Regions from separate parts of the Homo sapiens genome. Here region 2 is linked to region 1. The links are chromatin loops, found by intact Hi-C in ENCODE. Cell type or tissue: endothelial cell of umbilical vein. All regions are shown on one strand. Links, peaks and the distances in the headings refer to the core of each region. The heading gives the core; the rest is flanking DNA. Region 1 overlaps ARHGAP10 (Rho GTPase activating protein 10). Region 2 overlaps ARHGAP10 (Rho GTPase activating protein 10).

Region 1 (10,163 bases), core at 1,021-9,020:
TGCTTGCTCACTCTCTCCTGCTCCGCCACAGTAAGGTGTGCTTGCTTTTCCTTCGCCTTCCACCATGATTGTAATTTTCCTGAGGCCTCCCAGCCATGCTTCATGTACAGCCTGTGGAACTGTGAGTCAATTAAGCCCCTTTTCTTCATAAATTACCCAGTCTCAGGTAGTTCTTTATAGCAGTGTGAGAATGGCCTAATACAGATGGTATCTCATTGTGGTTTCAATTTGCATTTCTCTGAAGATTAATGATGTTGAACAATTTTTTCATATGTTTTTTGGCCATTTGTCCGTCTTCTTTTGAGATGTGTCTGTTCATGTCTCTTGCCCACTTTTTAATGGGGCTGTTTTTTCTTAATTATTCATTTCAGTTCCTTATAGATTCTGGAAATTAGTTCTTTGTCAGATGCATAGTTTGCAGATATTTTCTCCCGTTTTGTAGATTGTCTGTTTCCTCTGTTGAGAGTTTCTTTTGCTGTGCAGAAGCCCTTTAGATTAAGTCCCGTTTGTCTGTTTTTGATTTTGTTGCATTTGCTTTTGGGGTCTTCATAAATTTTTTGCCTAGGCGACTATCTGGAAGAGTATTTCCTAGGTTTTCTTCTAGAATTTTTAGAGTTTGAAGTCTTACATTCAAGTCTTGACTCCATCTTTAGTTAATTTATTGTATATGATGAGAGGTAGTAGTCTAGTTTCATTCTGCTGCATAGAGTTAGCCAGTTTTCTCAGCACCATTTATTGAATAGGAAGTCCTTTCCCCCTTGTTTTTTGTCAGCTGTGTCAAAGGTGACTTGGTTGTAGGTGTACGGCTTTATTTCAGGGGTCTGTGTTCTGTTCCATTGGTCTATATATCCTATTTTTGTGCCCATACTATGCTGTTTTGGTTATTGTAGCCTTGTAGTATTGTTTGAAGCCGGCTTTGTTCCTTTTGCTTAGGATTGCCTTGACTGTTGAGGCTTTTTTTTTCATTCCATGTGAATTTTAGAAAAGTGTTTTCTAATTCTCTGAAAAATGACATTGGCAATTTGATAGAAGTAATGCTGAATCTGTGGATTGCTTTGGGCGGTATGGAGATTTTAATGATACTGATTCTTCCAACCCATGAGCATGGAATGCTTTTCCATTTATTTGTATTGTCTGTGATATCTTTCAGCAGTGTTTTGTAGTTCTTCTCACGGACATCATTCACTTTCTTGGTTAAATATATGCCTGGGTTTTTGTGTAGGTGTGTGGCTATTGTAAATGGGATTGCATTCTTGATTTACTTCTCAGCTCAGATGTTACTGATATAAAGAAATGTTGATTTTTATCTGTTGACTTTGCATCCTGTATCCTGAAACTCTGCTGAAGTTGTTAATCAGATCTAGTAGTCTTTTGGCAGCATCTTTAGGGTTTTCCAGGTAGAGAATCATATTGTCAGTGGAGACAGATAATTTGACTTCATCTTTTCCTATTTGGAATGCCTTTGCTTTCTCTTGCCTGATTGCTCTGGGTAGGACTTCTAGTATGTTGAATAGGAATGGTGAGAGTGGACACCCTTGTCTAGTTCCGGTTCTTAAGGAAAATGCTTCCAGCTTTTACTCATTCAGTATGATGCTGGCTGTGGGTTCATCATAAATGGCTTTTATTATTTTGAGGTATCTTCTTTCAATGCCTAGTTTGTTGGTTTTTTTCTTTTTATCATAAAGACATATTGGATTTTATCAAATGCTTTTTCTGTGTCTATTGAGATGATCATATAGTTTTTGTTTTTAATTCTGTTTATGTGGTAAATCACATTTATTGATTTGGGTAGATGAACCACTGCTACATCCCAGGAATAAAGCCTACTTGATCATGGCAAATTAACTTTCTGATATGCTGCTGGATTTGGTTTACTAGTATTTTGTTGAGGATTTTTGCATCTGTGTTCATTGGAGATATTGGCATGTAGTTTTTTGTTGTTGTTTTGTCTTTTCCAGCTTTTAGTGTTAGGATGATACTGGTTTCAAAGACAGGGTTTGGAAGGATTCCCTCCTCTATTTTTTGGAATTGTTCCAGTAGGATTGGTACCAGCTCTTTTTTGTAAGCCTGGTAGAATTTGGCTGTGAATCCATCTCGTCCAGGGCTTTTCTTGGTTGGTAGGTTTTTTAAATTACTGATTCAGTTTCATTACTCCATTATCGGTCTGTTCAGGATTTCTCTTTCTTCTTGATTCAATTTTGGGAAGTTGTGTGGTTGTATGTTTCCAGGAATTTGTCTACTTCCTCTAGATTTTCTAATCAGTGTGCATAGAGATGTTCATAGTAGTCTCTGGAGATCTTTTCTATTTCTGTGGTATCGGTTGTTATGTCACCTTTGTTATTTTTGATTGTGCTTATTTGGATCTTCTCTCCTTTTCCTTTGTTAATCCAGCTAGCAATCCTATCAATCTTGTTAATCCTATCAATCTTGTTTATCCTTTCAGAGAACCAACTTTTCATTTTATTGATCTTTAGTATGGTATTTTTGGGTCTTGGTTTCATTTAGTTCTGCTCTGATTTTAGTTATTTCTTTTCTTTTGCTAACTTTGGGTTTAGTTCTTGTTTTTCTGGTTTCTTTAGGTACAAGGTTAGGTTGTTAATTTGAGATCTTTCCACTTGATGTAGGTGTTTTGTGCAGTAAACGTTCCTCTTAACATTGCTTTTGCCATGTCTCAGAGATTTTGGTATATTATGTCTACTTTTGTTTGTTTCAAAGAAGTTTTTGATTTCTGCATTAATTTTGTGGTTTACCCAAAAGTCATTCAGGAGTTAAGTTGTTTAGTTTCCATGTATTTGTGTGTTTTTTAGAGTTGCTCTTGGTATTAATTTCTATTTTTATTCCATTGTGGTCTGAGAAGATGCTTGGTATGATTTCAGTTTTTAAAAAGTATATTGAGACTTGCTTTATGATTCAGCATGTGTTCAGTCTTTGAGAATGTTACATGTGCAGATGAGGAGAATGACTATTCTGTGGTTGTTGGGTATTCTGTAGATGCCTATTAGGTCCGGTTAGTCAAGTGTTGAATTTAAGTTCAGAATTTCTTTGTTCATTTTCTGCCTCTGTGATGTGTCTAATGCCATCAGTGAAGTGTTGAAGTCTCCTCCTATTATTATGTGGCTGTCAAAGTATTCTCTTAGGTCTAGAAGTAATTGTTTTATAAATCTGGGTGTGCCAGTGTTGGGTGCAAATACATTTAGAATAGTTAAATCTTCTTGTTGAATTTAACCTTTTATCATTATGTAATGCTCTTACTTGTCCTTTTTTTTACTGTTGTTGGTTTAAAGTCTATATTTTCTGATATATGTATAAGAGTAGGGACCTCTGCTCTTTTTCGATTCCATTTGTGTGGTAGATTTTCCTCCATCCCTTTACTTTGAGCCCAGGGGCGTGATCATATGTGAGATGGGTCTCTTGCAAACAGCAGAAGGACGGATCTTGGTTTTAAAATTCAATTTGCCACCCTATGTCTTTTATTTTTAGTCTTTTTTCAAAAGACAGGGTTTTGCTCCATCACCCGTGCTGGAAGTGCAGTGGTATGAGTATGGGTCACTGCAGCTTTGACTTCCCAGGCTCAAGTGATCCTTTTGCCTCAGCCCCCTGTCTCTTCTGGTTTATAAAGTTTCTTCTGTGAAGTCAGCTGTCATTCTGATGGGTTTCTTTTTATAGGTAACATGATCCTTTTCTGTAGCTACCTTTAAGATTTTTTCTTTTGCGTTGATCTTGGAAAGTCTGATGACTATGTGCCTTGGACTCGGTCGTCTTGTATCTCACAGGAGTTCCCTGGGTTTCTTTTCTTTCTTTCTTTTTTTTTTTTTTTTCTTTTTGAGACAGGGTCTCACTCTGTTGCCCAGGCTGGAGTGCAGTGGTGCAATCACGGCTCACTGCAGCCTTGACCTCCTCCCAGGCTCAGACAACCCTCCCATGTCAGCTTCCTAAGACTGTAGCTGGGACTACAGGCATGTGCCATCACACCCAGCTAAATCTTTTTTTTTTTTTTTTTTTTTTTTTGGTATTTTGTGTTGAGATGGGGTCTCCCTATGTTGCCCAGGCTGGTCTCGAACTCCTTGGCTCAAGCAGTCCTCCTGCCTTGGTGTCCCAAAGTGTTGGGATTACAGGTGTGAGCCACCACACCTAGCCTGGATTTCTTATATCTGCATTTTAACCTCTCAAGCAAGATTGGGGAAATTTTCCTGAATTTTATCCCCAAATATGTTTTCCAAGCTGCTTATTTTCTCTTCTTTTCTCTCAGGAATGCCAATAAGGTATACATTTGGTTGTTTTACATAATCTCGTATTTCTCAAATACTTACTTACTTTCTTTTTTTTCCTGAATTTTCGAGACAGGGTCTTACTCTCGCCCAGGCTGGAGTGCACTGGTATAATCACAGCTCATTGCAGCCTCGACTTTCTGGGTTCAGGTGATTCTTCCGCCTCAGTCTTCCTAGTAGCTGGACTCCAGGTGTGCATGACCATGCACTGCTAAGTTTTTGCATTTTTTGTAGAGATGGGGGTCTCACCATGTTGCCTAGCCTGGTCTTGAACTCTTGGGCTCAGAAGATCCACCCGCCTTGGCCTCCCAAAGTGCTGGGACTACAGGCATGAGCCATGGTGCCTGGCTGCTTTGTTTTTTTTTTTTTTTTGAAGCAGAGTCTCACTCTGTCGCCCAGGCTGGAGTACAGTGGCACGATCTCGGCTCACTGCAACCTCCACCTCCCGGGTTCACGCCATTCTCCTGCCTCAGCCTCCCGAGTAGCTGGGACTACAGGCGCCCGCCACCACGCCCAGCTAATTTTTTGTATTTTTAGTAGAGACAGGGTTTCACCGTGTTAGCCAGGATGGTCTCCATCTCCTGAGCTCGTGATCCGCCCGCCTCCTCCTCCCAAAGTGCTGGGATTATAGGCGTGAGCCACTGCACTCGGCCTGTTCATTTTTTAAAATTCTTTTTTTTTTTTTCAAATTTTTGTCTGGGTTCATTTGAAGCACTGATTTTTGAGTTCTGAAATTCTTTCTTTTGCATGGTCTCATCTGCCGTTAAGACTTCCAACTGTATTTTGAAATTCCTATAGTGAATTTTTCAATTCTAGAAGTTCTGTTTTGTTCCTTCTTAACATAGCTATGTCATCTTTTGAATCTTGAGTCGTTTTTGTGTTGTTTCTTGTCTTGGATTTCAATTTTCTCTTTGATCTTGTTGCATTTCTTTGCTATCCATATCCTGGATTCTTTATATGTCATTTCAGACATTCATTCCGGTTAGAATCCATTGCTGGGGAGTTAGTGGGATCCTTTGAAGGTGACAAAACAGTCTGGCTTTTTCTACTGCTGGAGTTCTTATGCTGGTTTCTTCTCATTTGAAAGAACTGATGTTTTCTTTTTTTTGATTTTGTTATTGTTTGGATGAGAGTTCTTGATTTTTTTATTCTTTTTGTCCTTGGGGCTGTTACTGTGGTGTATATTGTGTGTGATTGTTTGGCTACGTTTCTGGGTATTTTCAGAGTTCCAAGGCTGTTTATGAGTTCCTTGGTTGCAGAGAGGTTCCTACAGTGGCTTTCTCCTTTGTTGCTTGTAGGGGTGTAATTTTGTTTGGTGGTGTTGTTTAAGCTGCAGTCCAGTAGATGGCGCTTAAGAGTAATAGCTGCCTGGGGAATGGGCAGAGGGAGGCAACAGAGAAGCATGAAAAGCGCCCTCCCCCAGTACACATTCGCGTTCAGCGGCTGGAGCCACTGGAGAAGCCCCAGGAAGCAGTTTCTTTCAGCCCAAACTCTCCAGGCCCCAGCAGGAGGACGCACTGCCAAGTCCGCCACAGCACATTGAGGAGGCGGGAAGGGAGTATGAGACGACCCTCTCTCCATGTTCGTTCCAGGGCTGTGGTGGTGCCACCTTTAGCGGCTAATGCCATGCCCGTGTTTCCTTTGACCCACGGTGGCCTTTGGAGGCTGTGCTCCCACCTCCCTTGTGGGAGGACCACACCAAGAGTTGGGTCTCCAGATCTGGCTGTTTTCACTGGCAAGGTGTCTGTTTGAGTTCTGTGGTTATAAATAGCATTTCTGTGGTGGCTTGTGAGCAGGCTCACTGCCTCCTGTAGGACCAGGGGGCAGTGGTCTCAGGAGACTAACCTCGTTCCTGAGTGCTGTGTGCTTATGTCTGATTTCTTATTGTGTTGTGCCATTCAACGTCCAGGCCAAGAAGTGGCTTTTGGGTTAAGAGCCAGCTGTGGCCAATATAGTTGAGTAGAAACTTGATCCTTGTTTACTGGGGAAACTCTCTGTTGCCTCAGGGCCAATCTGTGGAGTGCACAGTGGTCTGAGCGCCCTGCTCCAACCTGGAGGAGGGCTTCAAGATGGGCAGGCCAGACCAGGCAGGCCCACCTACAGGTCCCCCAATGGCAGGTCCGAGCATCAGCTTTGAGGGGTGGTCCAATGGGTGGCTACTAGGCACATAGAGATGTGCCTAGGTGTGGAGCTGGGAACCTCACCTGGTCTCAAGTTCTCTGCATGAGGCAGTGGAGCTGCCTAATCTCATCCAGGAGAGTGGGTCCTCCAGGTGCCAGGAGATCTGCTTGGGTATGGAGCAGAGAGGGCCCTGCTGCACCACAGTCTCTGCACAAGAAGGGAAGGGTAGCTCTGGCTGCAGATCCAGGCAAGTGGGTGCTCTGAATGCCTGGAGATACTCCTGGGTGTGGGGAAGAGAGGGCCTCACTGTACCACGGTCTCTGCACAGGAAAGATGGGTGGCTCAGGCTACTGATCCAGGTGAGCAGGTGCTCTGAATGCATGGAAATCTGCCTGGGGGTGGAGTGTAGAAGGCCCTGCTGCACCATAACCTCAGGAGAGGAGGCTGGGCACCCAGCAGGGACACATGCAAACCAGTTCCAGGCCACCAAGCTGGCTCTGTCTGCACGCCTCATTGCCCAGATAAACCATGGCTACAGCGACTCTCCTCTTACTTTTGGACCTGTGATGGGGGAGAGCACAATTCTAGTACCTACTGTTGGGTTACTTTCTATATTTGTTGCTCAGTTTTGGCTGTGGAGGCCTTTCCCCTGCTGCAGAGCAAATGCTGCAATATTTGATCCAAGACTAAATTGTCTGCATGACCACACTGCCAAATTGCTGAAGAATGACTGCCTTGTTTGAGCCTGGATTAAAAATGGCATCCCCTTGTCATTCCTGGTTCTGAGAAAATACATGCAGCTTTTCTCAGTGTGTCCGTCTCAGCGTCTGTAAGCTTTTCCCCAAGTTAGCTCCAAGGCTGAAGAGAAACAAAGTGCTCTCCCTCGGCCTGGGTTGCGCGGATCCCTAGCAGTAAGGGAAATGACAGCGGGAGGTCCTCTGCCTCTTATGTATTGAGGCTTCACTCACTTTTACCAGCCAGATGCCATCATGGAGGCTGTTTGCCCACCTTCTCCTCTCTGGAGTCTGGGGTGTCCTTTGCTGTTGAAGTGGATTTCCGTTTTCCTGTTTGAATTAAAGCTCACAGGGTTTATCTTTATGCACTATTTTGCTATTTGCAAGTGGCTGAGGTATGCGGAAAGCCTCTCATCTGCCATCTTGGGAAAAAAGGTCATGTGACTTTTGAGGGACTTAAGTGACCGGTTTAACCTCATTATCAGTTTCCTCATCTATGAAATAAGAAAAACGGAACTACCTCCCTGATGGAGTGGTTACAGGGATGAAGTGAGCTACTCCATGCCTCTCACTGCCATTTCCAAATGAGACACATGAAGCTCATGGAGGGTCATCAACTTGCTCGAGGTTATAGAACTAAAAATGGCCAAACTGGGATTTGAGCCCACTCTGTTTCCAAAGCCTGTCCCTTAGCTCTTCCACTGTTGTTGTCTGATGAAGTATATACAAATATATGCATTTAATATTAAATGACTGCAATTACTTGTTTGCTTTTCGAGAAAATCAAGGGGTTAACTGATTTTTACAGCTAGAGGGTAATGACAGGAAAGCAAACTCCTCTCCCCTGGTCACCTACCCTCTCCTCATACTGCTTTTAGTGTGCTGTCTCCAGGGTGACGTACACCCCACAGCCAAGACAGTCTCTCTAGGATCTTCAGACAGTGTCAGGCCTCTCTGGTTACCATCTTCCTCCTCATCTTCATCACCATCAATATAATTCATATAGAATAAGAGTATGTCTCACATTTACTAAGTGCTCATATTCTGTAAAGTACATCATGATTCAGATCCTGCTCAACAACTCTGAAAGGTAGACATTACTTTCATCCCTGCTTTACAAACGGAGGAAACTGAAGTTTAGGTGAAGAATTTTGCCAAATTCACATAGTTGGTAAGTGGGGATTCAGACCCAGGCTGCCTGGCTTTGGAGGTGGATTCTTAAGCCCTAGACTCTGCTGCTGCTCCTTCCATTCGAAATGGCTTTAGGTAAAAACCTTTTGTCTTCATTGTGACTGTTTAATAGGCTACACTGATCCTCAGAAACAGCAGATAACGGGATTATTGCGGATTGAACTGAATCACTGAAAATAGAATATTTTGATGTCTCAAATATATTTTCAGAAATCTAAAATTATACCAGATAGACTAAGTGGGGAAAGATAAACATGGAGTATCACATAATATATGAAAAACTAACTTTTCTAAACTGTAAACAAATGTATTGAGAATAAGCTACATGCTTTCAGCAAAATCATTGTAATTAAGAATGATAAAGTATACATTAATACATATACTGTTGAAGCTTCTATAATCATATAGCCATTTACATCAGACTAGGATACTTGTAGAGAAGTTTTTAAAAAATTTTTTCTGGAATGATTTCCTTCCCCTTCTAGATCGGCAGGATTGGGAGAAGGGTATTTTTCTAGACTCTGAACGCATAGCCACTTCCTCTTTTTACCTTTTTCTGGGTCCCTCCTCAGTCTGTAGTGCCCTGTAGTCATTTGGTACAAGTATTTCCTTCAGGCGACAGCCCAGCAGCACTGAGAACTGCTCACTGTGGACATGAACCCCTCCTGCTGTGTTAGTGAGGCTTGGTGCCTGTCTTCTCTGGGTCTGCTGCTGACACAGAGCTAAGCACATGAATTATCAGACTGCGATCTGAGCTGAGACAGATTCTCTCTGCTAGAAATTGAGAATTAGGATTTGGGGAGACTGAGCCAGTTACTATGAGGTTGTCTCTGGGCTTTGGGGCTGAAGACATCTCTGTGCTGGGTCAGGTGTAGGCAGAACAGAGAAAAGGCAGTGATGGGGAGAGAATCTGGCAGCTCCTCAGGAGGGAGAAGAGGAGTGGGAGAGAAGTGGAGACTTGCTGCCTTGACTCTTGATGGCCTCTCATTACTAATCCAAGGCAGTCTTGAGTCCCAGCTCTTGTTACTTCCTGCTGATTCCTTTTAATAAATCCACTTTTACTTATGCCACTTTGGCAAAGTTTTGGTTGCAACCAAATCATCTCTCCAGCAGTGTGAGAAAATACAGAGTGTGAGGCACTTGCAGTTCAATAAAGTTACAGATACATAGTTTACTCAGTGAGTTTGGTTTAACTCAGTGTAGTTTTTATTTCCCTTACTGCAGGTGTCTCCTGCCTGTCCCTGAGGCTGGCTGCTTCTTAGGCCCAGTCCTTAGGAAAACAGATGGAGCGTGTGTGTCTGGTCAACATAGTTTTAGGTAGAAACTGGCTCTTTGAAGCCATTCAAACCTGAGCCTATTGGTTGACTCCCAAAATTTTATGGCTAAAACTTGTTTAACTTTATTTTTCAGTTTTCTCAGCCCACAGTTTAAACCAGAAGTAGCTTTCCTCTGAACTTCCACTAATTTCATTTACTAGATCATGTTTTCTGAGATCTTAGTCTCTATTCTGTGCCTTGCATTCTTCCACATCTCCTGGCTGGTCCTCTGGCCTGCCGGTCCTTTGGTCAGGTAGCATTTTACAGTTCCCTCCTCCATCTGACAGCCTTTTCCTCTATCTAGCTCTGAAGCTTTAGTACATTAAGACCCACTTTAAAAATGTGATGAGAGCTTTGGGTTCTGTTTCCAGAAAATTGAATGTTTATATATACACACACACCAAAAAGTGTACACTTTCAGGAATTTTGGGGACTTCTCAGGTTAGGAACCTAGAACCCTGGGGAAACCAAGAGCTGCAACATGATCCATAAAAAAATGGGGTCTAGAACATTTCTTCAGAGTCAGCCTTTGT
Region 2 (10,163 bases), core at 1,365-9,364, 84 kb after region 1:
GGAGCTGAGCCAAGGAAGGGCAAGATTAGAGCAGGGCGGGGAGCTTGAGAGGAAAGGCAAAGCTTGAGGCGGAGGTGGGAACGCCAGGAAGCAGAGCTGTGGCAGACAGGGTAGGCTGCTGGGGCGGGACGGCCCCTGGTAGGTGAGCAGGTGCAGGAGCATTGTGTATAGGGAGACAAGTGGGTAAACTTGGCCCTAGGTTGCTGAGTGTCACCGTGTTGGAGGATTGCACCTAGGGGCTGGCCAGGAGACCATGCTGGTACTGAAGAACACGGTGCTAGTTCTCCGGCAGGGGAAACAATCTGAGAGCATGCTGAGGAGTGCAGAAGCCTCGGGAAACTGCTCGTGGAAACTGGTGTACTGGTTTAGCAGAAGACGGGGTATCTTAGGTGAAGAGCACCTGGGTGCTGCAGACAGGGAACACGTGTGTGTTCAAAATGTCACTGAATGAAACGAGACACTTCTCAAGGGAATGTCATAAACCATAGTCGCCTCCAGTTCTGAGGTCACTGAAGAGTAATTCAGATTAACACGCATCAATTATTTGAACTCTCCCTCTGTGCTTAGAGGCCATTCCAGGTGTCTGTTCACTGACCTGTTTACATTAACTTTAAAAAAAAAGGGAAATATTAAGAAATGCTCTGGTCACCAGAAGTTTTTGCTGTTCATTGGTTTCGAAGTCTTTGGCCCTCTCTAGAGGAAGCCTGAATCCAGTGGCATTTTCTTCTGAATTGCCACACGTGTAGGAGCAGGTGAAAGATCTTTAAATGTTTAGCTGATCTTTTGCAGCTGCCGGTCATGTGCTTGATGCTAGATTCCTGTGGTTTTCCTTATAATTAGAAAAAGTGAATACCTTGAATGTCCCACTACTCCTTTGATCAATTAGATTCTGGTTTTCTAATTAGTGAACTCATAGGGTGCTAGCAGGTTGGACAGATTGGAGAACCTGGAGAAGGACAGTAAGACAGCTTGAGTTTGGGGCTGTGGCTGGTTTCTGGGTTGTTGGTATCCGTAGTTTGGGCTGCAGCCCCGGCAGGATGCAGAGAGGACTCTGTCCCTACTGGTCAGGCATGATAGGGGAATTAGTGACCTAGTCATCTGGGATTGGGATGTTGTGCATTTCGTGTTCTGTGGCCTTTCTGCTATTAATCCTGTCCTTCAAACTCCTACCCTTAGCCCAGGCCAGACCCGATCGTCTATGGTCCAGTGGCTTAACCCACAGTCTCCAACCACAACAAGCTCCAACTCAGCTGTGACACCTCTTTCACCCGGGTCGTCCCCTTTCCCCTTTTCTCCTCCTGCTACTGTAGCGGACAAGCCACCTGAAAGGTACGTGGTTTGGAGTGGAATGTGGAATATGGTGGCAGCACACACAGGGGGCTTGATGAACCTGAGCAGGTTCTTGTGTTCTCTGCTGGCAAAAGCTTGCCCAGATACCCCCAGCATCCTGGACTTCATGGACAGCACTTACCACCTTGTATCAGGGCCGTGCCTCACCCAGTTCAGTAGCAAGGACGTTCTTTGGAGAATTTGCCTTACATGAGACTTGCTTGAGCCTACTCTGTCTTTGTGGTGCTGGTTGTGCATTTATGAAGAAGTTCTTATTTTGGAAGAACTTCTTGCTCATGAGTATAAAGCACATTCTTCGTTTTAAAAGTAGGCAAGCTGGCACTGGAAACATTCGCTTCCATGGCATCCAGTGGCCAAGTCCATAGAGGACAGAGCTGCTGCCCTCCAGCAGCCTCTTCCACCTGTAGTGGCTCAGGTGCTTCTTCCTGTCAGTGGCTTCCCCCACACCAGTGAGGTGAGGCGTTTCCTTTGGATTTGATTAGACTGGCTAAAAGCATGGTTTCCGTCCTTTCCATGAACGGACACAGAGGTTGCTTTAACAAATGGTGAGAAGCTGGGCCTGGTGTGCCTTTCTTGGGGCGGAGGCAGGGTGTAAATACAGAAGACTCAGGCAAGAGCAACAAGCCCCTTCTAGAGCGGTGGCCACCCGGAGTGGATCTGGGCCAGTGGTTTCTCACCTGTGGAGTGTGGCTGTGCCGCCTCCTTCTGCCGGCTGGCCGTGTGTCTCCAGGTGCGTGTGCTTTTCCTAATAGACCAACTGAAGTGCTTGGAGATAAACATGTCCTGTGGTTCTAACAGTGCTGAATGGTAGGAAAGGGCATCCCACCAGGTAGGGAGGAGAATTAGGTGAAGTGGTTCAGTGACAGCTCCTCAGAGAGGCTCCCTGAGGAAAGGCTTGAATTGGAAACCCATCATTTACTTGAAAATCAAGTACTGTTCTTAGCCTGATGTTCACTTCCACGTTAATTTCTCTTTTGGGAGGAGTTGCCCTACTGGTGACATCAGTGAGATTTGGGGAAGGGGGGTTGGGGGGTGAAGTTTCTCTCTGTTTTCCACATTTTCATTGGTGTCTTTTGTATTCTCTTTCTTTTCAGCATCCGCAGTCGGAAGGCTCGAGCCGTGTATCCGTGTGAAGCAGAACACAGCTCGGAATTATCTTTTGAAATAGGAGCAATTTTTGAGGATGGTAAGTGTTAGTGGGAGCTTCGTCTGTTAATCCTGTCCGCAGGATTAATAAGTCTGCAGCATGGAGTGAGCAGTCAGCGATGGTGCTGTTGTCGGGAGGGCGAGTCTCCCCCTTGATGCTTTGGACTGGATTAAGCGGCTGCGTTAGGCTCCCAGACCCCAATGCCAGGGGCCTGTTGTTGATGGCTGGAATGCCACTATGCTTGCTTCTTGATTACTCTCTGACCCATCTCATCTTGTGGGTCTTCATTCAGGTCATCTCTCTCCTGACGGGAAGAAGCTAGTGTCACTTGGACTTAAGAAATGTTTCTGATTTGCACACTTTATTTTCTTTGTTCTCCCAGAGTTGCTAACCAAGTCCTTTAAATGCTTCGGGTTTACCAACTCTGAGTCAACAGAGGATACTACTGTCCTTAAAAATTTTTGATTTCTATTTCTCTTACCATTTTTGTGCTTTACATTTTTGCTGATTTGAACAGTGTGTGAGTCTCCAGATTCGGGTATTGACTTTGCATATTGAAACAAGGGTGTAGCTTTTGAGGATTTAATATTCATACACAAGCATTTAGGAGCTATGCCTGGTTAAATATTTCAAAAAGTTCTCTTATGGCTCAGTGTCTTTTTTCTCCTGCTCTTGCTTTCTTCCCTCCCCAGTCCTGCTCATTATGAAATGCATTAGTTGCTGTGGAAACCGTGATGTCGTGTGTGGGTGGAGCTCCTCAGAAGAGTTCCAGGGAAGCAGTAGGAACCTTAGCTGCTTGGAATGGAATGGTTGATTATCCAGAATGTTTGGGATATGTGGAATGTATCAACACGAGGCACAGTGGTGTACTGTCAGTAATGCAGCATTTGCTGACGATTGTTTTTTAGAAAGCAAGTTGCCTCATTTAGAATAGATTTCTATATGCGTGTGATATGTACTCTTCAGAGACAGAGACTCCTGGTAGTGTCAGAAAACAAACAACAACAACAAAACCCCACATGGAACAGAATTAGACTTTGTGGAGAAATTTTGTTCTTGGAATAGAAGCAAGATCATTCCTCCATCACCATAACATACATGCAGTTTTGCCAAGAGAATGTGGAACGTAGCTGCCCTGCCCCAGGCCTGTCTCATGTTGGCACACCATATGGCTGAAGGGGAGGGTGCGATGGTAGTATTGAAACGCACTCATTTGAGAAATGTGATGAATTTTTATTTTGTGTGATTGGATTTGTTTAGAAGACTCTGAACTCCCTCCTGCAGTATGGTTTGTGAGATAGTTACCTTGGTAGAAGGTGTATCTACTAGGATACCTTAGGCTGCAGGTAACAAAAATTGACACAACTGTTTGAATCAATCATGAAGATGGATTAAAGTCAGGTGCAGTGGTGCACACCTGTTGTGCCAGCTACTGCAGAGGCTGAGGCAGGAGGATCACTTGTGCCCAGGAGTTCGAGGCCAGCCTGGATAACACAGTGAGACCCCATCTCAAAAAAAAAAAAAAAAAGGGTTGAGGGGATTAGTTTACACAATAGTAAGTGTGGAAGTAGGGAGCTCTAATTTTAATTCATAGTCTCAAAGATGTTATCAAAGACCAAAGTATTTCCATCTCTCTGTGGAACTGCTCTCTGCTGGTGGACCTGGGCCTCTGTCTTGTTTCCCTGGCGGGAGCGAGATGACTACCACAGTTCCATGTATCATGGCCACACTCTGGCGGAAGGAGGTGTCTCATCCTTGTGTTCCTTTAAGAATGAGAAAACTTTTCCAGGAATTTCTTCCTAGTTTACCCATCCTCACATCCCAGTATGCAGAACTGAGTCACATGCTTACCCTACATCCATCATTTGCAAGGATTTAGACCAATGAGAATCACACGGGGTATAGGATACCTGCTCTGGGCACACAGCCATGTGAATGAGGGTCAGTGCCTAAAGCCAATGCAGATCTGCCAGTTTGGATAAAAGAGGACAGCCTGGTAGGCGTCTGACCCAGGAGACTTACGTTCTCCAGGTCTAAAGTCCCGAGATGATTTGGAGTCTTCCTAAAAAGAAAGTGTGCGTGTACACACGTACACATACATAGTCACACATTTGTACATATGTACACACATGTGCACACAAATACCAGTGTCTCCGTGTGTTTTGGAGGAGGAGAGCCACTGACTGCAGGCAACGTGGATTCTGAACTCTGCAGGTATTTTGCCTGGGCTCACACCATGGCTTTCTTATCTTCTGTGTGACCTGGGACAGGCTCCTTTAGGACTCTGTGCAGCTGATTCTTCATCCTAAGCGGCAGGGATGGCCACAACATTGATGTTGTATTAAGATAGCATTGGGGCTACTAGAAAAAGAGGTTTCTGAGTTGCTATAGACGTATGGGGGAGAGGCTGCTGACCACGATGCCACACTGGGTACATTGTAGTGTGCCATAGACGAGGCTACGCTTTGAGCCAGTTTGTGTCTCCCTTGGTTCTGTGCTCTGCGGTGCTGGTATCCAGCTCTGTCAGGACTTTGCTGGCTGGGGCACCCCGGGTGTCTCAGGAGCTCCTCGTTCTGTCCCTCCCCTAAGGCTGGCTACTTGGAAAATACCTTGTGGATGTGTTGACACTCTCTCCCTACCCAGGGATGTGAGCGTCTCATTTAATGTGAGCTACTTGTCTTGTAGGTGCCGCCCTGATTCTTTTGCAGCAGGGCAGATAATAGTGGAAGGTGTTCAGAATCAACAGCATTAGGCTTGCTGCTTAATAGGAACACTTCTTCAAAGGGTACAGTAAGTTTAAAGCCCTTAAGCAGGGTTTATCTGTGTGTGTGTTTGCACCTTACATCTTCTGTGCATAGTTGATCTCTTAGCTAGTTAAAAGCAGGTGCTTGCCCAGAACACATCTAGTGAAGCCCTTCCTTAAATGGCTATGGGGTCTTCCTGTCTGACAACTGACACTGAGAAGACAGACTGGCAGGTCATCTGACCACGGCTTCTGTGGAGCCAGGCAGTGTTCCAAGTGGCCACTCTAGACAGCTCAGCCCACAGGAGTACTGCCGGGAATGCTCCCTTTCTGCAGACCAGCAATACTTAGTGTCCCTGGAATGCCCAAGACATTTTTCCTGTGTTCACTTATCCATTTGGAGTCTTCCAGCCTCCATAGATGCTCTTGCAGTGCAATTCCTTTTTGTACCTCATACAGGCAACAAAGGAAATTGGTTTATGCCACCCAGTGGCCTTTGGAGAAAACAAACTGGAGGTCAGAGTGACCCCTGGGCGGCCTCGTCAGTAGTTATGCGTTTGGGATGTGTGCAGCTGTGAGATATCCTGACCCAGAGTGTGGTTGGCACAGGGGTCTTTAGCAATTGTGTAGCTCCATGACTGTCCTTGTTCTTTGCTCTTACTGGGTGGGCCTGGACTTAAGTTATGAGTTCCAGTTCTAGGCGGAAGATGTGTTTCTCTAGTAGACTCACTAATGCCTAGCTGTTTCTCTGGGGCTATGCCTCCCAACTCCCCCGCCCCCCACCCTCGGGAGAGGGCTGTGTTTGTAAGGTCTCAGGGCAGTGACGTTCCTGTGATGGCCAGAGGGACCTTTCCCTTTTCTCTGGGCCTGGGGAATCCTGGAAATAGGTTTTGCTGGTGACCACCAGCCAGTCCTGCTGTGTCTTTCCAGTCAGGTGCGCTCCAGTTAGATGGGCAGTGGTTGCCTCCTCAGGGGCAGGGTTGGGAGGGGTGCTGAGGCAGGTGGTTTCCAGGAGCGACCCCACGTGGCAGCGGCAGCAGCAGCGGGACTGCTTTCCTGGCTGTCCCAGGCTCTTTGTCAACATCCACATGTAGATGTGGGGGAGCAGGTGTGGCCCAAATTAATCCTTAAAAGCCTCTGGCGATTAAACTTTAAAGGTCTCAGATAGACACAGAATAATCCCTGGAAAACAATTTGGCATTATCTTGGAAAGCTGATCACATATAGACCCCACAGCCCAGCGATGTGGTTGCCAGATAGATTCCTAGCACAGGGGAATCTGAGAAAAAAATATCGAGTGAAAAAATAAGTTCCAGATGACTATGCGCTTCTGACTTATGTGCTTCTGGTTAAGCTCACACATATGCAAAATAAATAGGATATTATTAGGGATATGTGCTTGTGTGACAAAACTGAATTTTACCCATAGCCATGGTAAGATAATGAGAAACACAACATTCAAGCTACTGGTTGCCTCGGGGTGGGAGATAGGACAGAGCCCAGGACGCAGCCTCCCTGTGGGTCCTGTGGCAGTTCTGAAGTTGAGTGTGGGTTCCTGGCACTCACCGTGTGATGATGACAATTCAGTGATTTCAGTACTTGTCACATACACTGTCTACATTATGCTGAAAACTGAGTTGGTGGAAGGGACCTGCCTCTCTTTGGTGCTACTTGGGGTCCCTGCCTCACACCCGTCTTGTTCCCTGTTGTGGTCTAAAGGCTGTGAGGACACCGTGGCTGAAGCAGGGTGAGGTTCCTGGACTGAGACCTGCAGGCATAGGGAGGGTGCGTGGGAAATGACAGACACTGAGACTGCCATGTTCTCCACCCATAAGAATGGAAAAGCAGAGCCCTGTTGTCCGCGTAGACACTGCTTGGGGGAGGAGTGGTGTGATAAACTAGGAGAGGAGCCCCAGATGGGTATTTTGGGGTTCGATGCTACTGAGAGAGGTCAGATCTTCAGAGAGGGAGGGAGAGCCTGCCAGCCTTATCTGCAACTGCGGAGCCACTTTTCCTGTGCTTGGGGATGCCTTGCTGTTGGTCTCCAGACCCTTGTAGCCCACCTCGCCCACTGCTCAGCTGGGTCCACTTCCAAGGCTCTTGGATGTTACAGGATCCCCCTTGGTCGCCTCTGTAAAGCAGTGACATCTCTCTCCCTACTGGCTTCTGCCTTCCAGGGAGGGGAGGGCTGGGGAGGTGGTGAATGGGGTTGTGGAGGCGTCTCTCTGGTTTGTTGGTTGGGGAGATGCAGGATTCCCGGCCTGGCCTTGGTTTCCCCAATCAAGCCTCCTTTCACCTCCAGCGTTGTAGAAAATCACCTTTTTCCTCCTCTGTTCATCCTGTCTTTTATTAATACCGAGTCTGTGCTTGCGCAAGTGTGTGGTGTGTATAGGGTAGGAGGAGAAATAGTGAGCATGTGCAGGTGAGACTATATTTGAGACTCTCTTACTGCCTCCTCATAGCAGGTCCTGCAAGCTAAGTGCTAGTAACCCCGTATTGCAGGTAACAGCCGAGCAAGGCCCAGGGGTTAATTTCCCAGATGCATCTAGGTAGCCAGGAGTCTCCTCTAGGGCTCTGACTTCAGCCCTGGGCCCCTTGCCACTCAGGCCCCCACATTGTTACAACCCTGAGGGCCTGTTTTGCATAGAATCCAAAGCTTTTCCCTGATGGTGGCTGCACACTAGTAGCACTGCCAGCTGGGGTGTTTGGATGAAGTGAGAAGTCTCTAAAAATCCTGGTATGAAGAACAATGTCAGAGTCAAGGTCAGTGAAGGCATGAAGGAAGTAACTTGCTGCCAGATCGCTTTGAGAGCACATCTCTGAATTTGCTTACTCAGTCATTACACAGATAATCATGTGTCTGACACGGTGCTAGGTGCTGGGTCTCATGTTATATGTGTTACATGCTCTCATAGTCTGGACTAGAAGAGAATGTCTCAGTGTGTCTCTCCTATATATACACGTATGCCTGCACACACGCACACAGAACATGTAGGGTGCATAACTGGGAGCCCCGACCTGGTCTGGAGCCAGGAGAGGAGTCCTGGAAGTGGGGGGATGCTGAAGCTGCTCTTTGAAGCATGAGTAGGTGCTGTCCAGGCATAAAGGCAGGGAATAGCATTCAGGCCCAAGGGAACAGCTCCAGGGAGGCGTTGAAGCCAGAAGCTTACTGAATGTAAGGAAAGTGCAGGCGGTTAGTCTGCAGACAGCCGGAATGTGTTCCTATTCATCCAGGGGAGGGAAGAACAAACAGTTACCTTGTTGCAAAGGACAATTAGAATTGGATTGTCCCTGTCTTCCAAACTGTGGGCAGCTATACCTTAGAGGACCATGAACTCAATTCGCTGAGTTGCAATTAGCATTCAAAGAATAATACTTTTCTACACAAATCTATGGGGAAAAAAAGAGTAGAATACAGAAAGGAAGGCATTGCATGCGCGCAGTGAGGGTAAGAGTATTGCTTCATGAAACTTGTGTGTGTTACGGATGTGTATGCCTGTACTTGGTTTTTGATATGAAATTATTCTCCTGGGTTGTGATCAGAAGCCACCTTTCGAGTTGGTCCGCTGGAGTAGCTCATGCCTCCCCTTTCCTTTATGCCACGGCTGCCACGCCTGCACCTGACCATGGTTGGGGGTTTGAGCTGGGGCCTGCTCACAGCTGGGGGTTATGAAATGCTTCTGTATTGCATTTCCGAACACTGGTGAGGAGTGCTTGGACCTGTGCCCTTTGCTGTCCAGGCTGCAATTTTCTCGTTGAGTATCACGTGAATATTTATGAACAGTCCATTGTGCCAGGCACCATGCCCAGATGTATAAGGCTCAGGCTGCCTTCAGGAGTTTCCCATACAGTGTGGGAGTCAGACGAGACTCTGAGAGGAGGAGGCATCCAATCAGGTCTCTAAACAGGAGGAACTACCTGGTGAAGAGGTGGGGGAAAGGCATTCCAGTCAGAAGCCACTGCACTTGCAAAGGCCTGGAGTTGCAGTTGGGATTTCTCTGGATGATTCACTGCAGTTGACATGCATGATGTGCCAGTGGAGTGTGAAGAGCTCCTGGAGGGGCGGCTGGAGCCAGGTGCCCAGGGGCCTGTGTTACAGACCAGTAAGGAGCTTGAGTTTGAGGCTGGGAGTGGTGGCTCACGCCTGTAATCCCAGCACTCTGGGGGGCCAAGGCGAGTGGATCACCTGAGGTCAGGAGTTTAAGAGCAGGCTGGCCAATGTGGTGAAACCCCATCTCTACTAAAAATACAAAAATTAGCCAGGCATGGTGGTGCGTGCCTGTAATCCCAGCTACTCAGGAGGCTGAGGCAGGAGAATTGCTTGAATCCGGGAGGCAGAGATTGCAGTGAGCCGAGATCGCGCCACCGCACTCCAGCCTGGGCGACAGAGCGAGACTCCCTCTCAGGAAGAAAACAAACAAACAAACAAAAAAAAACACAAAAAGCTTGAGTTTGACTTTAAGCAGGGGAGTGATGTGATCAGCTCTGTGTTCTAGAGAGTTCACTGTGCATGTTCGTGCACAGTGGATTGGAAGGGGCCGGACTCTGGAAACTAGGACACTAGTTAGGAGGCTGCTTTGGGATTGTGTAGATGAGGATTGTGGTGGCCAGTGCAGGGAGGCAGAGCCTGTCAATGACCCTGGTGCAGACTTTGTGACCCAACATCCCAGAAGTGGCCCCTGTTCTCTACTGGCCACTCCCTGCTTGAGCTTTTAAGTGAACACCCAGGAGGCAAGTACTTGGGGGCATTTTGTAAAAGTGATTTTTCTCTTCCTTTTCAGTACAAACCTCCAGGGAACCTGGCTGGCTAGAAGGGACTCTGAACGGCAAGAGGGGGCTGATTCCACAGAACTACGTCAAGCTGCTGTAGCTCCTGGCCTCAGAGCCCCTGCTGACCCTGGCACCCAGGGACCTGCCTGGGGG

Evidence for each region. A loop is a pair of places that touch in the nucleus more often than their neighbours do. Peaks named below come from ENCODE experiments on the same cell type or tissue, not always from the same donor. Only the 100,000 strongest peaks of a DNase experiment are listed, where the experiment ranks them.
Region 2: a loop joins it to region 1, with 5 times the contacts of the local background. A loop is called at or near these places in 10 of 110 quality-filtered maps.

What each region holds. Positions count from the first base shown.
Region 1 is chr4:147,978,564-147,988,726 of GRCh38, forward strand. All of the region lies in intron 18 of ARHGAP10 (Rho GTPase activating protein 10), which reads left to right. Among named protein-coding and RNA genes, the nearest start is that of MIR4799, 200 kb to the left of the region's middle. RefSeq lists an enhancer at 2,764-2,813. In endothelial cell of umbilical vein, for the core only: a CTCF peak has its summit at 5,591 (motif pointing right); a DNase peak (open chromatin) is centred at 5,618.
Region 2 is chr4:148,061,972-148,072,134 of GRCh38, forward strand. ARHGAP10 (Rho GTPase activating protein 10) reads left to right here. Exons shown (of 23, transcript NM_024605.4): 21 at 1,177-1,329; 22 at 2,445-2,536; 23 at 10,022-10,163. The coding sequence ends at 10,110. Among named protein-coding and RNA genes, the nearest start is that of MIR4799, 280 kb to the left of the region's middle. In endothelial cell of umbilical vein, for the core only: no CTCF peak of the experiment used is centred there; a DNase peak (open chromatin) is centred at 5,760.